Linked DNA regions of Homo sapiens: region 2 is linked to region 1. The links are chromatin loops, found by intact Hi-C in ENCODE. Cell type or tissue: PC-9. All regions are shown on one strand. Each heading gives the region's core, and the rest is flanking DNA. Links, peaks and the distances in the headings are about the cores only.

Region 1 (8,453 bases), core at 1,101-6,100:
GGAGTCCCATGAATCAGCTGGGGAAAGAAACGAGCATTTCCCGACCAAAATGAACTCATACTCTCCAGAGCCCCGCTGACTGGGCAGGGTTCAAGACCCCTTGGTTGCCCCAGAGGAAACCAGTCTGAAATAGATTTCGGGATCTCTCACTGGGCACCTCTCCGGGCCCTTCACTCGTGTAACTTGCTTGCCTCTCTAGTAACAACTTTCTATTTAAAAAGAAGAAGATTTTTCTCCAAAGCAGCGTGCACTGAGCTCAGTAACTTTGGATCCCACGTACACAAGCTTAAAGCACACACACTTTCCCCCGCGCAGGTTCTCGGGTCCGCCGCAGACCCTAACGCAAACTCTCGGGTTCTCCGCAAACCCTAACGCAGACCTACCGTGGCCTCGCCCGCGTCGGGCTCCGCGTCCGAGAGGTCGAGTCCGGACTCGAAGGCGGCGGCGGCGGCGGGCGCCTCGCGAGGACCCGGGAGCAGCGCAGCGGCGAGCAGAGAACACGCCACAGAGAAGAAGCCCAGCAAGTGCATGGTGGAAGGACCGGGGGTGGGGGACCGGTCCGCTGGCGGGGGCAGGGGTGGGGGCGCGGGCGCCCCTGCGAGGCCGCGGGCCCCTCCTGGTCCCTCTCCCCCGGGCTCCTCCCGGCGACCCCCCCTGGGCGAGCCGGAGGCGGCGGGAGCGGGTCCGGGGCTCCGCGTTCCCAACTTTGCAGGGCGCCCTCCCAGCCAGTGCCGGGGAAAGGCGGCGGGTGTCAGGTAAAAGCCTCACAGGAAACCGGACATCCGAGCTCCCCGCATTCGGAGCCCGCGAGGTGAAGCGAGGGCGAGGGAGGACGCCGCCGCGGTCCGCGTCGGTGTAGCTTTTTGGAGAGGCGGGGCGGGGGACACCAGAACACCCCGCGATGTTCAGCCCCTCCAAACCCGCCAGAGCCCTCGTCCCCCTCCTCCCTCCCCTTCCCCGAAGTGAGAGGAGCCGGGCCGCGGGCGCTGCGGCGGGGGCGCTGGCGGCGGTGCCGGGGGCGGGAGGAGGGCGGCGGGGCGGCTGGCGGCGGCGGGGCCCGGGAGCGCCGCGGCGCAGGATCCTCCAGAGCGCGCCGGGCTGAGCGGCGGCGGCGGCGGCGGCGGGCGCAGGGGCAGGGCATGACTGACGCGCCCTCTGCCTGCGCTTATGTGAGAGAAAGCGGCCGAGGGAGGGAGCGTGCCGAGCCCGGGCTGCCCTCCCCTCTCACTCTCCCTCGGAAGCCGTCTCCCTGGAGCTCCCCGTTTCCCTCGCCTCCTCCCCGGCGGCCCCACCTCCCCCGGCCCCCCTCTGGATCTCTCCCTCCCCGCCCCTGTCCCCTGCGGGGAGCGGGCGGCCGGAGGGGCAAGTTCAGTCCCGGGGCTGGCGGTTGGCGGGACCGGCTTTAGAGGTGATGCGACCACCCTGGACCACGTGCAGCGGGGAGAAACTGGGCACCGTGGGGTGGAGGGAGCCCCCGCTTTATCCTCGGCCACTCCCGAGTTCTTGTCCTCCCTCCCGCACGCCTGGCCCCCAGAGCCCTGCTCAAAGTTTGGAAATGTCCTGGGGGTTGTAAAAGTTCCAAGAAAAGGTCATCACTATGTCAGAGAACCCTATGGGACCTCGGAGGGGTCCCCTCTCTCCCTTGGTCTGTGTAGTTGAAAGTTGCCTGATGATCCAAGAACCGCAGTTCTCAGGATGCAGTGCAGGCTGTTGGGATGGATGCTAATGATCCCTTTGGAATCCTAAACTTCTGACAGGTGAAGAGAAGGGCCAGAATCTTCGTGGAGAGTAAAGAGACACATTGTCAGCTTCTGCAAGAAGTTGGTTTACTTGAAAAAGGGGGTGATAAAGAGAGATGTGTGTGAGACATATTCCAGAAAGGATGTGTAGCATCCAAAGAAAAGTGACTGCATTTCCCCATTGGAAAAGCACTGGGGTTTCCGTTGGGCTGGTGGCATTGGCTAGCTGCCTCCTTGGGGCAGGGTGAGCAGGTTACAGAGGACCACGCTAAGGGGTTTCAACAGTGTACAGAACATCAAAAGTCTGCCTTTCACTCCCAATCTACTTTTAAGTACACAGATGTTATAGGTCCATAATATCTTACCGGAAGAAGAGACTTTCTTATCTGGTTCAACTCTAGATTTGAAACTCCTCACCCATAATTTACTTGAAGGCTTAAATATCTCAAAGGACAGGGAACCTTCCATTCTGTGTGGCTGTTCACTCCCTTTATTGATGAGCAACACTGCTGAAAAGCATTTCCTTCTATCTCTCTATTGCTTTTGACTCCTGGAGTTTTACACAATAAATCTAATCTCACTTCCACAACTGAGTCCTTCAAATATTTTGAAAATATTTATCATGGTCTCCCTAAGCTAACTTTACTCCTGGCTAAATATCCCTTTTATTCCCCAAGATGACAGTTCCAGTTTCCCCCCTTAACCATACTGTTAGCTTTCCATGTTCATGAAGTATGCGGTTGAGAACATGGCTCGGTACTTAGTGCTGTAATGAGCATGCAGAATGGACAGTATGCCTTTGTTGATACAGCCTTGGATTGAGTTTATTTTCTGGCAGCCAAATCACAGTGTTGACTCACACTACCCTTAAAGTCAACAAAATTCCTCAATAATTTTTCATATGTACTGCTACTTAGTCACGTCTAAATTCCCCTGTATTTGTGGAGTTAAGTTTACTGTATCCAAGATGCTTTTTTATGTATCTTTATGAAATTCCATCCCATCAGACTCGGTCCATGATCTAGCCTGTTGAGATGTTTTGTGATTTGGAACATGGTCAGTGTATCACTCTCTTGCTGTCTTCCTGCTCTATGCATATTTGATCAGCCTGCCATAGTTATCTTCAGACATTGATAGATCTGTGAAAAGGGAACAGCTAAGGGCAGACTGGGGTAGGATTTGAATAGAAGGTGGAGTTTCCATTCAACCATTTGCTATTACAATGATTCTAAACTTTGATTGCACTTGGCATCACAAAAGGAGATTTTGAAAAAACAGATGCTTGAGTACACCTTCTGCCTTTCTGGCTTAACTGGTCTAACTGGAGTAAGGCTTGGACATCAGGATTCTAATAGGCAAACAAAATTGAGAACCACAGGCATTTCCAACACCCACAGGCCTAGCAGCGGGTGAAGACTGGAAAATCAACAAACTCAAAATATATCCAAAATATATTAATATCATATTAACTACTGTTTCATTTAAATACAGCAGTAAGCTGTATTCAAACTTTTTTCTCACAAAAGTGTTATCTTCCTGCTGCTATACTTTGAGTCAGAAAATGCTGGCAAAAAGTTTATTTGAATAAAAAAAAGGTCTCCAAAAACAATCATGCAGTAGTTGTTTGTCTTAAGGTTGGTCGGGCACGGTGGCTCACGCCTGTAATCCCAGCACTTTGGGAGGCCGAGGCGGGTGGATCATGAGGTCAGGAGATCGAGACCATCCTAGCTAACACCGTCCATCTTAGGGAGACCATGATAAATATTTTCAAACGTTGGTGAAACCCCGTCTCTACTTAAAACACACACACACACACACACACACACACACACACACACACACACACACACACACACACACAGAATGTCTTAAGGTAAAAACGAATAGTTGCTCAGGACTTTTTGGTTTTTTTTCTTCCTTACCCCCTGGAAACACTTTTTGCCACTAGCAGATTTTAAAGGTTGAGAAAGTCCTTTTCACTGGTTTGTGAGTTCATCACTAGCTTCATGCAAGACCTATTTTACAACAGGTCTTCTAAATCTGGTTATTCAAAAAGCATTGCTCAGTCAGTGGAGAAAGAGAGGTAGCAGGGCCCCAGCCAGAATAACACCTCTTTTACATATTGAGTTTTTGTTTTCTTTGATGATAGGTTTTGTTCTTTGTGTTTTGTGTCTGTGTGTGTGTGTGTGTGTGTGTGTGTGTGTGTGTTTGTTTGTTTGAGATGGAGTCTCGCTCTGTCTCCCATGCTGGAGTGCAGTTAGAGTACAGTGGCACCATGTCAGCTCACTGCAACCCCTGGGTTCAAGCTATTCTCCTGCCTCAGCCTCCCAAGTAGATATGGGAGATGATAGTTTTGGATGGCAAAATAATGATGATAATATATCCATTGTACATTCTCTAATATCCATTCTGACCATCTACTTTATTTCTCATTTGTTATTCCCTACCTTCTTGCTTTGTTAGTTTTACTTTGTTGCTTCATTTCAAGCTTTTTTAGCTGAATGCTTAGTTCATTTTTCTTCTTTTTAGTTTAAAAATACAAGTTTCGGGCCATGTGTGGTGGCTCACATCTGTAATCCCAGCATTTGGGGAGGCTGAGGAAGGAGGATCACTTGAAGTTACTTTGAGACCAGCCTGGGCAACACAGCAAGACCCCATCTCTGCAATCAATCAGTCGATCAATAAAATACAAGTTTTGTCTAAATTCTGCTTTACTTGTATTTCTCAATTTTGATACGTAGTGCTTCCTTTGGCAAACAGTTGCAAATATATCTTAATTTGTTTATATTTTTAACCCCCAAATTATTTGTGTTTTCTTAGTTTAGGGATATATGATTTTTATCAATTTCTAATTTTATTATATTTAATTTTTGCTATAAATGATGTTGCTTTTAGAAATGCATTCAGGCTTTCTTTGTAGTCCTGGACATGGCTGATCATTGCAACTAATTCTGTGTGTGCTTTATTTTTGTTGGGTATTAATTTTGAGCTTATTATAATGTTCAAATCTTGTTTGGGAATGACGTTAAAATCTCCAGTTATAATTGTTGACATGTTTTTCTGTTTCTGACAGTAGTTCTTCCTGTTATTTTTTAACATAATGGGATACTATATCATTTTGATCTAATTTTCTTCTTGGTAGTATACAATGTCATTTTTTTAACTTCTGATATTTTTATTTGAAGTTCTACTTTTTCTGATATTAAAATCATAGGCTTTAAGAATTGAGATCAGCTGTGAACATGACTTAGGTAAAACTATGAACCAGTTATGTACACATGACTTAGTTGTTTCTTCTAGGAAACATTAGCCTGGAAAAGATAAGACTGCAATCCAGTATTTAAATTCAGTGTTTGCTTCAAGAAATGCTGGCAAAACAATATATCGAAGATAATAATATTCTGACTCTGGTAAACAGCCTGCTTATTAATGACAGTTTTCTTACCCAAACTCTCACTTACAGATGTTAACTGATCCTAAACTACTAGATCATGAACGTTGCCCAATCTTACTCAATTCCCCACTTTGAAAGACCCACCTTAAACTACTCGTGTCCAGACTCCAAAGCTCTACAACTATTCTGCTTCTGACTTACCCAAGACACCCTAAGACCCTGTCCAGGTGGCACTCTCCCTTACTGCTGTAGGTTCGGCTAAATGGAACTTTTGTTTATTGAAAACTTTTCTACTGATATTTTCGGGTGTACAACAACTTGGAGGTCCCATTGAAATCCTTCTCCCTAGTAGCTCAAGCAAAGATCCTAAATTCAAAAATAGTGCAAATCACTGAGGCCTCTTGAGCTTCCTGGCTTGGTGGGGGGAATCACTCTGACTGCAATGAAGGGTTATGTCTTCTGTTAGATTTCAGTCCCAGTTTCTTTTTATCAAGCTACCAAATGCTAAAAGATCTCCTTTCAAGAACCCTTTGATTATTTGATCAGACTTGAACAAATTTATCCTCAATAGATATCTGCCTTATTACTATTGCTTTTTATCCCTGCTGCCTTCATAATTTTCTCATGGGAGTCAAAAAAAGGAAGTTCATAAGAAAGAGAATAAGCACGGGTCCTGTTAAGTCAATTCACTGAGCCATCCCTTGGGACTAGATGCCCAGAAGGATTGGTATTGACTAGACAGATATTGCCATAAACTTTATCAAAAGCTTATACAACGATTTGAAGTCTTGTTTTGTCTGTGAGACACTGATTTTGAATGAGATCTCTTGGTCAAACTTTCCGTCTTCCCAAACTGCACATTTATCAGATTTGCCACTGGAGATTACCTAACCTTTAGTTTGGGGAGCCAAGGGCATGAGGTACACAAACAACTCATTTGACCACCCATTGCCAGATCATTTTGCCTTTGTCTCAGATTAAACCCAAGTTCATATCCCCTCCAAGCCATATTCCTGCCTCCTACATGTATTTTGCACTATAACTGATACTATGTATCTCTGTCTAAACAGCTTAATTTTACCAACATTAATTTAGAATTTCAGAGGCCATTTGAGAAACCTTTTGTAAGAACAAAACTGTTCATTTGAGAGGTGCCTTATGGAAAGAGAGTGAAATTCCAAACATTCAATGATATGTATGTTCTGATTGATATAAGAAGTCTTACAATAAAAATACAGATTCCACAATTGCTTCAGTAATTGTTCCACGGAAGGCGCAAATGAAAAAATGTGAAAAGCTCTTTTTTAGATCTGCCCAAATCACCACTTGACTCAAAAAGCTTTTACCTTTACTATTCCTGTTCTCTCACCCAGTTGCCCTCCAAGTTCCCCTTCCCTGACACTCTTTCTGATGTCCCTTTTCTTCTGGCCAGCTAGAAACACTAAATGCTCAATTGGCTCTTAAAGTTGACCAAATCAGTATAAGCTCATTATGGCAGATTTTAAGCCCTGGGTTGGGTCTAAGGTAAACGTCATTTTCAAAAACTTCCAAAGTCTATGCAAGGTAGGTATAAATTTACAGAGAAATTTGCAATAGTTCTAGGAACACATAATTCAGGGTTCCCAGATCTCTATCAACTGATTTATAGGTTATTATCAACCTCAAATGCAACAAAATGTGTTGGAAAAGGCAGTGTGAATACCTTGAGTATGATTTAAGAGACTCCACATTTCAGAGTAAAACCAGAGGAACTTAAAAAAGCTATAAATTTTAGACAAAACTTTTGGAGTTTATGCACCAAAACAAAAATGACAGCATTGGAAACCTCAGGGGGATGCTCCATCACACCTATAGAAAACATTCAGATGTAGGTCCTGGAACATGTGCAGTGCCAGCTCTTGCTTCACTTTCTCTGAGTGGCCTAATGTCAGAAATAGGGAAATTTAACATACAAGCAAAACTGGAAAGGAAGATCATCCTGTTGCTAGACCTCCAAGCCCTCACGGAATGAAACTAAAGGGGAAAAAAAGGAAGTAGGAAATCAGTGACGCTCTTCCAAATGAGGGTCAAGGACTCAGTTTCCTATTTGCCCTTAAATGCTCAAGGAGAATTTCTGTGTCTTAAAAGGTGGTCTTGTGAATGTTTGATCCTGGCACTATCATATCAACCAAAAGACTTGCCACTGTCACATGACCTCTTTCTCAGAGTTAAACAACTCCAGTGGTGGCTATCTCTAATAATCCACAAATTCTCCCTGTTGCATACTGTGCCTGTCATCTTCAGACCTTACCGAGGAATGTTCTTCATAATCTGTCACTTTCAGAATGGCAGTTTGTTGTCACCAGTGGACCTCAGGTGGAACCTTGCAAACATTTTTCATTAAATTTTCCACCTCAAGAAGGACAAATTGATCACTGTACTTTGTCAACATTGGTAGGGTAATTTTATGGAGGTTGCTGAGAATGTCTCCAGTTGCTGGTCTCTTCTGCACCAGCGTAATCTAGTTAAACTGTAAAGGTGGAGGCTGGACAAGAACTCAAGTGTCAGGGTACCTTTGAACCCTTACAAATGGGTTTCATACAGTCACCTCCTTGGTATGGATTTTGAATATCCTAGTCAATGTTTGCTAATTTCCAAAGTGAGAGGAAACTTTTGTCTGTTAGAAAGGTAGATTCTGACAGTAACAGCTCGCCCTTTGAAGTTTGGATATTTCTCACCCAATTTAGGGCTCTACCATACTTTGGGCAGACATGGCAAAGCACCACAAGGGACTCACACAATATACTCACTCTTATCACCAACAAGTATGGCTTGCATTTTCTTCATATTCTCCCAAGGAATCTTGGCACGACCTGAAAAACAAAGACTTTGTCATCTGGAAAAGACAGCATAGAAAAAATTCCTAGAAACCACATTGGAAAGAAATAGCAGATAAATTTGACTAGAACAGCAGTTAAACTTGAGGGTATAGATGCTTGGATTTATGTCTCCCAGCTAAAAAGACACAAAGTTTGGCCCACTGACAAAAGGACTGACATTCCATTAGAAGATTGAAAATTAGGGATTCTAAAGTATTTTTCAGAAGCCAGTGGCCCTTGGAATAGAGACAGCTTCTACCACGAAGCTTTGTTTCAAGATGGCAACTGCAGGATGTGGACAGCTTCCACTCAAGACTTACAAAGACTTACAAAAGTCTTTGAAGTTTGGATATTTCTTACCCAATTTGGGGTTCTACCATACTTTGGGCAGACATGACAAAGCATTATAAGGGACTCACGCAATATATTCAGTCTTATCACCAATAAATACGAACTGCATTT
Region 2 (8,453 bases), core at 1,747-6,746, 350 kb before region 1:
GCAGGCAGCTGGTAGAACATTTCTGCACTGTTCTCAATTAACTTTTGCTTGTTCCCCTCAGTGAGAAGAGAATGAGCCATCTCCACCCAACTGTGCTGTGACTGGAGCACATTAAGATGCACAAATAGCAGCCTAGCCTTTGAGTCTTTCTTTTCATATTTTTGCAGACAGCTTCAGTCCAAATAAGGTTCTTACTCCTCCTGAGATAATTCCTAACATTTCTAAATGGGTTTCAAATTCCCCACCAGTTCCACTATCAGTAATGAGCACCATATTTCACAAATGGGCCCGTGAGTTGTGCAGATGCACATTTTGTAACTGTATTCGGTTTCATTTTGAAATATTTTCAGGAACTCTGGAAAATAAATTATTTAGAAATGGAGGGGATAAACACCACATTACAATTATAAAGTGAATATGGAGGACTAAGAAAAATTAAAATAAAAACACTCACTAGCAACATTCTAGAGTTATTTTACTCTCCTCTGCCTTGGAATATTATGCATTTTGTTCTACTCAGGTGATTTTTGAGCTGCATTTTAAAAATTACTTTGAGTCTTGAATATGTTCTGTGGTGATAGAAGTTTGCCTTTGAGGGTGAACTTTAAATTTAGGGGGCTGCCCAAAGGACAGAAATAGCCCAATGAATAAGGTAGATGATTATGGTAGATGATATCAATTTAGTTGAAAAAAATAAATGGAAATGGAAAAGATTTTCTCCAAATGGATTTTACGTTGCAGCATGTGAAGGCTAATAAATACCGTAATCTCTGAAAATGACTCTTTTAAGAGGTTGACTCTAGATTGGCATGCTTTTTTCTTTTCTCATAGAGGCTATATGTATTGTGTTTTTATTTGTCCTCTCATTTACCTGGAATTATGTACCTAAATAGTGCAGCTGGAGCTGGATCTCACAAGCATCCTGGAATTCTGGTCCACTTCAAACAAGTATTTGATTACATCAAATGTAGTTAATTAAGATAATTACATTGTGCTTTTCCTCAGAAGAATACTAGAAGAAAATAAAAAACAGAAAAAACCTCCTGTATTAATAAATTAAATATTTGAAATGCTTCTGGAAGTGTTAAATTATCTTCAGGTGGGCAAACTTGTTCTAAATTCAAGCCCAGGTGGTACCTTACATTTTTTGGGGGGCGGAGGGGCGCTTCTCCTAGAGCATGGATTCAATTAAAGTTGCCTGACAGTGAAAAATCAACCTATTCTAAGATGCAGGCGAAGCTTTCTTCCATAGCAAAAGCACTGTTCTGCTTCTTGGCTTCAGTCATTGCTTTGTTTGCACTTTTTTTCCCTAAGTTCACACTTAAGGCACATTTTAATGCCTGTGACCACCACCTATTTCCTGTTATTGTGTTTCTTATGATAGGCTGCCCTCCTTGGAACTCTTATCTTCTCATCATCTCTGAGTCCTTTTAGTTGAGGTGAATTTGCCAGAGGCAGGGAAAACTGAACGAGCTCTGTTCATATTTGAATGGGAACCACACCATAGTATACTAAAATAAAGCATGACTATCCAATGTGTTTACCACTTTTGTTGTGGTTTTATTGTTGTGTTGTTTTAACTGTGAGCCCGAATTGGAACTTTTTAAAATTTCAGACTTCTATTTTTCCCCTTTGTCTTTTTTTTTTTTAAATCTCCAAGCTTGGACCTTAATTTGTCAACAGATCTCTTTCACATTATTTTTGGCTAAAGGCAGAAAGAAATTGTGTTGAAAAATATTATGAGAATACCTCTCCTGCTAAGTTTTGAGCCCAATATATATAGTAGACTCCAGAGGTTTGGATTATTCAGTTAAGATTGAATAAAACATCCAATGTTTTAGATTATCTGCTTAATTAAATCCCAACGCTGAACTGCTAGAGGTTTTCTTATCTAGAATGAACTAAGTGAATATTACAGAGTGACCTAAGTTGTAGGCAAGTGAGCTACTGCTTATATGTGAAGGGAATCCAAAACCCAATTGGTATGTCTTCATAACATGGCTAAGGACAAGTTGAGTTTATGTACATTTCTAAGGCCAATAGACGGTTTGCAGGACACTTGTTTCTGACATGATTAATATATGAAACGTGTCTGAATTAATCTGATTATTTTACCAAGCTATATTTATTTCAAGATGAATTATTTAAAAAACCTATTTAACTGGTAAAAACTTGGATTCTTAAGCTCGGAGGAACAAGCAATTTAAAAAATTTCTCAGCATATGAACAATGGTAGCAATTAATTTAATAAACAGTTTCTGAGAATCTACTCTATATTAGATGCTGTGATAGGCATTAATGATAGTGGAAGCAGAAAGACAATATTCCTCCCTTCAAAGAGCTCTGTCTAATCAGAGAGACAGCCAAGTAAATACACATTTTTAATTTAAATGTGCTATGAGCTTTAACACAATTATGTAGAAAGCTCTGTGGGGGCAACGAGGTTGCACATCTAATATTGTAGGTGACACTTTACATGAACTACTCAGTGGTTGCAAGATGTACACTAAATCCAGAAGGAAGAGTAAGAATTTCCTACAAGATGAGAGGCTAAAAGGAAGTAAAAGGGAATTAATTTCAGAAATGACATCATATGCTAGATGACAAACTAGAAAACCAAAGGCTGTTATTTATGTATCTTCACATTATATTTTATCTGTATTACACTGTATGGCATATTATACAACATAGATTATCTGTGCCTTAGTTTTTTAAGTGTAAAATTGGTATAATGATAGGTTTTTCTGAAGACTAAATATATTAGTACATATGAAACACTTAGGAAAGTGCTAAGAATACAGCAAATTAATATATATTAACTATTATATTAGCTATTATTTTCATGTTTATCCGTTCCCACTGATAATGCATAGCAAAAGCACAGGGTGGTTGATCAATGTATTCACTTATTCAGGAATATTTATTGAGCATGTACTATGTGCCAGATACTGGGGATTCCAAAGTAAAAAGACCATAACCTCCCCTCACAGTGCTTAAAATTCCAATACTGAGATGAAAGAAAGTAAATCATCACACAAACAGCGGTGTAAATTTAGAGACTAATAGACATTGAAAGAGCAGGAAAATGCTTGAAGGTGGGCAGGAGACGCTTCACTTGTTGTCATTGTTGGATTCCTCCTGAGAGACACAGTAACCTAAATGTTAAAATGAAGACAGCCCTATAAAGGCCTGAGGTAGGAAAAAGTTTGGTATGTCCCAGAAATAGCCAGGAGGCCACTGGGATTGGAAGACAGATAATGAGAGGAAGAGAAATAGTAGATAAGGCTGGAGAGACAGGCAGGGGCTAGATCACATAGGGCTAGATAGGGGAGGTAAGAAACTTGGATTTCATTTCAAGTGTAATGGAAAGTCCCTTCCAAATGAATAAGATCTAAGAGGCACAGTCAGTCAGTCTTTCAAAAACTTCTTCACTTACCTCACCGTGTCATCAAGCCCCCAATATAACTTGCCTGAACTGTTGGTTTCTTCATATTTTTCCATTCCCCTTCAAAGGGCAAAGCCATCGTGTTACCAGGAAACCATGGAGGAAATGTCCCAGGTGCCCCATTAAGCTTCACAGTTAAAAAAGTGAAAAAGACAATTCTTGATCTCAAGAAGCTCATGGCCCAGAGGGATAAATAGACACATAGGAGACATGAAGCCATGGAGTCGTGAGTGTGGCGATTGAGACAAGCATAGAGAGAGTGCTGGGGGAGCCTAAGGGAGCTCCACGTTACTCAGGGCGCTGGCCTAGGCCTTCTGAAGAAAGTGGTGAGTATGAGTTAGTAGGCAAAGACAACTGCATGGGAGAAAGTGGCAAGGTGCAGGTTTTCCAGGCAAGGTGAGCAATCCTGAGGGAGAGTCCGGAAGCCAGAAAGCACAGTGCTTTCTTGAGAAGGAAGGGAATTCAGCATGACTTGAATTGGAGCCCAGTGCCTTAATTTAATTCAAATTTTGGTGCTGCTTCTACTCCTTCACATTTTTCTTAACCTTCCTTTCTTCTGGATCCATACTGCTTTGTTTGGCCATTACTGACATGGTTATCAATCTAATCTTTAATAACAATGATTTTTGGCAAGATACTGACTCTGAATATTGATCTGCTCACATGTAAAATGGGTTACAAATTCGTATATCACGGTGAGGTTGTGAAAATTAAATCCACATCTCACAGTGTGGGTTAATAAGTAATCCACACCTCATGGGGATGGACACTAGCAGAGCAGCTGGCATACAGAAAGGGATCAATGCAGATTCATCTAGTTCGATTCCTCAGTTGTTTTTAAGAGAATGCTCAAATTCCACAAACCTCTAATACTTTCTATTATAGTACTTACTAAAGATCTTCTCATTCTTTCTAAATTTTCCTCAAGCTCTCTGTACTGTTTTACTACTCTTGTCCACATTTGTCTATCCTTCCTTTATCAAAATGGATTCACTGGCTATTTTTTGAAAGCACTCATCTCTTGCTTTGAAACCTTCTCTCAGGCTTACAAGTCTTCTTTACAATACTTGCAAAGCATTTACTTCTTCATTATCCTATACAGCTAGTCTTCTATCATGTAGGATAGGAAGAGAAATTGTGACTTCTTTCAGAATATAGCTTTTGAAAATATTTCACTTAATAAAATAACTGTGATAAACCTTTCTTTTTCTAAAAAAAAGACTGAGATAGGTTTAGAATTTTTCTATTTTTCTCCATTATCTTAGCATTTTTGATGATTCAAATGAATGCCGCTAGAGATTTTTTCCTATCCCCATTTTTTTTGCATCAGATCTTTGAGGAAATGAAAAATAGAATGGGGATAAACTTCGGTCCAAGTTTACTGAACAAATACCTATGACATGACTGTTATGTTCACACCCTCTATGAATCTTTGTGGTTGAAGGCTTAGTGTCGAATTTCCCAGTGTTCTGGAAAGCTTAGGCAGATGAGGTACAAGTTGTATGCCAGGACCGTCAGAGAATCTATTTATTTGGACACTGGCTAAGATAGGCTAGCTGGCATCTATATCATAGATGAAAACCAAGGTATCACTAAATTTAATAACACACCCCAAGCAAGTTCTTGTATGCTCATGATCTCATTTTGCCAGCTGTTTCCTTCTATCCCATTTGGCACCAAGATTTTTAAAGACACATTTTGTTCCAGACCTTAAGGGATAACTGCTGGCAGTAAATTTTTCATATATAAAATTCTTTTGTCCACTAAAATAGTTGCTCCTTGTTCAGCTTTCTTACTGCCAGTGTGAATGGAAGATATTTGACTCTGGATATAAAGGGCATGTAGTCTTTTCCTCTACTTCACTATCAGAAGGTGAGCCCATGATATACAAGAGAGGAAAACTAAAATTCCACACAAGGTACTAGTGAGTCACATTGAGCAGCAGCACACATTCTATCTTACCCCTCCTTTGGTTCTTTGGGATCTAAAGCGTCATTTTTTTCACCTCATTTTAGGGAGCTGGTTTGGATTAAAGTCACATACAAACTGAGCCATCTCCAACATCTACATCAGGAAGTAACTCTAACTCAAGATAGAGGTCACTGGAGGGGCAACAGGTTTGTATTGCTTATTCTGGCTTCTCTTTTCGTGTACTGGAGATCATTTGGAAGAGCTACCAGTGACTGACCCTTTATAAGCATTATATTTTGAAATAAAAGCGATTGCTTGCTCATTAGCACTTCCCTTGATGAAGTATACAAGTGTCAGGTAAAACAAACTGAATCCTGCTCATGATGGATTGGAATGGACATTCCATTGGGAGATATCTGAGCCAAAACCACAAGGCTTTGGCTCCTAGTTGCTCATGAAGCTTCTAATTGACTTTCATACCACTTGCCAATTATTGCTCTTAAGAACAGTCCTTGAAGTAGAACTTTGATGGGCTTGTGCATTTCTAATGCTGAAATTCATTTGATCTGTAGTGTCTCATGGATTTTACCCACCAAATTCATTTAGAAGCATTATGTGCTATTTAATGGGAGATTATATTTGAAGAGTTAATATAATATGAAAATCTAAATAATTCACCATCTGTAAAAATGATCACTTAACTACACCTTTTGAAAGGCATTAGAATACAATATTTACAAAAGTATATTTTTCAGATTTAGGATGTTTTTGTGTATTAAGTAAATTGTAAAAAAATCTATTGATAGTTACACTGATTTTAAGATTACTCATTGTAAAGCTTTAAAGTATGAAGTATATTTAAGTATCAAAAGTCTTATTAAAATTATCTTCATTTCTTGCATGGAAATATGTTCAATTCTCCGTATTTTAAAAGGAAAAAAATAGACAAATGGGCATATTGGTCAAAAAATTAGAAATAAATACTCATTTTTAATGTATTCGAATTTGTGAAAGGTTTATTCCACTGACCATATCTTCCTGAAATTTTAGAGAAATGAATTCAAAAGGTTTTCTATGCATGTTTGTGGCTTCGTAAGTAGGAATGCTATCCAGCAGACATTTATTTAAAAAGCTATCTATAATTATGAGAGCAATCTGACTCATTTCTTCTGCTGGCAGACTGAATCAGAGACTACTTTTGGACTAACGTCAAGCAGTTATATAGAATATTTTGTAAAAGTCAGATAAGTAGTAATGTTCTGCATTTTTCATCCCATTTATATATAAATAAAACATGATTATATAAATTGCTGAAATAAAGATTGTAGCTATTTCTTTACTCAAAGTACTCTGGATATGTTTGTGAATAAAGAACAAAGGAACATTAATCATAGACTATGAGAAAATATGTTTCAATTGTCTTTATCTATATTCATTCACTGACTGAATACATTTTTCACACTGGAGAAATGCACAGATGATTAAGCCCAGGGCTTAAATACATATAGGGCATTCTAGAAAAATTCACCAATGTTAAAGCTATGGTCCTTAATTTCAAGTTGCTTTAAAAACTAATTTAATGTGTTATTTTCTTAGAAATTTATATCTTTATTATAGAAATTTTAAATAATACATGTAGACTAAAGAGGAAAACATTATCAATCCCCTTCATCACTCATGTTATGCAGATTTTCAGTCTTTCAGATGTAGGCATCTATCTTTAAAATGTCTTTGTTATAGCTTAAGGATTACTTCCCGGAGAGACCTTAATTATCTAATTAGGTTTGGCCTATTAGAATAGAAATCTCATTATGCATTACATTCTGTAAGTTTTTGGTGTACTTTTAAATTTTTCTCTCTCACACCATAAAGAAAAACTCCACGAGCTGGGACTGTATGTTTTCTATTTATTATTTTATTCTCAGTATCTTGTATAGCAGTTCACATAAATGTATGTCCAATTATTTCTTCCACAAAGAATTATCAAGTGTTTTTAATTGGCATAAAAAAGAAAGGAAACAAAAACAAACGAAAATACCAGAAAACCCTCAGGTTAATAGTTGATATACTGCATTACAATTCTAGAATCATACCTTTTTATACTGTTGAATATTTTCACATATAAACATGATCTGTCTTTTTATAAACATGGTCTTTCTATTTACTCAATGCATTTTTCATCCCTCCATAAAGTTAATTTTCTTCATCTAAGTCCTACACATTTCTACTTACGTATTTCGTCTCTTGTTGCTACTTGCTATGGTCTGAATGCTTGTGTCCCTCCAAAATTCATGTTGAAATCTAATCTCCAATGTTGGTATTAAGAGGTGGGGGGGTCTTTGGGAGGGTACTAGGTCATGAGGGCAGAACCTTCATGAATGGGATTAGTGTTCTTACAAAAGAGGACTGAGGGAGCTTGTTTTTCTCTTCTGATATGTGAGAAAACATGGTGTAACTTTTCCTCTAGGACTTTATGTTTTTAATTATTCTTTTCCTTGAAGTACTTTTGACACCTTAGACAGAAAAATGAACTAAGACTGCTGGCCATGATGGCTCACAACATACCTGAATCCCGGCACTTTCGGAGGCCGAGGTGGGTGGATCACTTGAGCCCAGGAGTTTGAGACCAGCCTGGGTAACACAGGAAAACCCTGTCACTACAAAAAAGACGTATTGTCATCAGACAATACATCTGCTGACACCTTGATCTTGGACTTCCCAGCCACCAGAACTGCGAGCAATAGATTGCTGTTGTTTATATATTACTCAGTCTAAGGCATGTTGTTATACAAGCTCGATTGAACTAAGGCACTACTTTTATCAGGACTATTTGCCATTAAATTTTTAGAACAATTTTTAAATAAATTAGCATAAAAAATTCACTTCTATGCAATTTTTTGTTGGTCGCTAATCTCTTTAGTTATTTATGAAAGTTTTTCAATGGGTTCTCTTGAGTTTTCCTGGCAGCACATAATATAATACGCACATGATGATACTTTTTATCACCTTCTTTCAAATATTTATGTGACCTTTATTTTTCCTGATTCTGCATTGGCCAGCATATTGTGAGTAATTTAAGGTAAGAGTGAGTATAGTG

What was found. Peaks named below come from ENCODE experiments on the same cell type or tissue, not always from the same donor. Only the 100,000 strongest peaks of a DNase experiment are listed, where the experiment ranks them.
Region 2: it touches region 1 in a loop (10-fold over the local background); 3 of 110 quality-filtered maps call a loop at or near these places.

The regions. Positions count from the first base shown.
Region 1 is chr4:176,791,782-176,800,234 of GRCh38, forward strand. It overlaps VEGFC (vascular endothelial growth factor C), which reads right to left and starts at 1,141. Exons shown (of 7, transcript NM_005429.5): 1 at 384-1,141. The coding sequence starts at 530. In PC-9, for the core only: no CTCF peak of the experiment used is centred there; DNase peaks (open chromatin) are centred at 2,600 and 3,060; H3K4me3 peaks cover 1,204 bases; H3K27ac peaks cover 2,149 bases.
Region 2 is chr4:176,438,437-176,446,889 of GRCh38, forward strand. LOC124900817 (a long non-coding RNA gene) reads left to right here and starts at 4,651. Exons shown (of 4, transcript XR_007058376.1): 1 at 4,651-5,562. In PC-9, for the core only: no CTCF peak of the experiment used is centred there; a DNase peak (open chromatin) is centred at 4,865.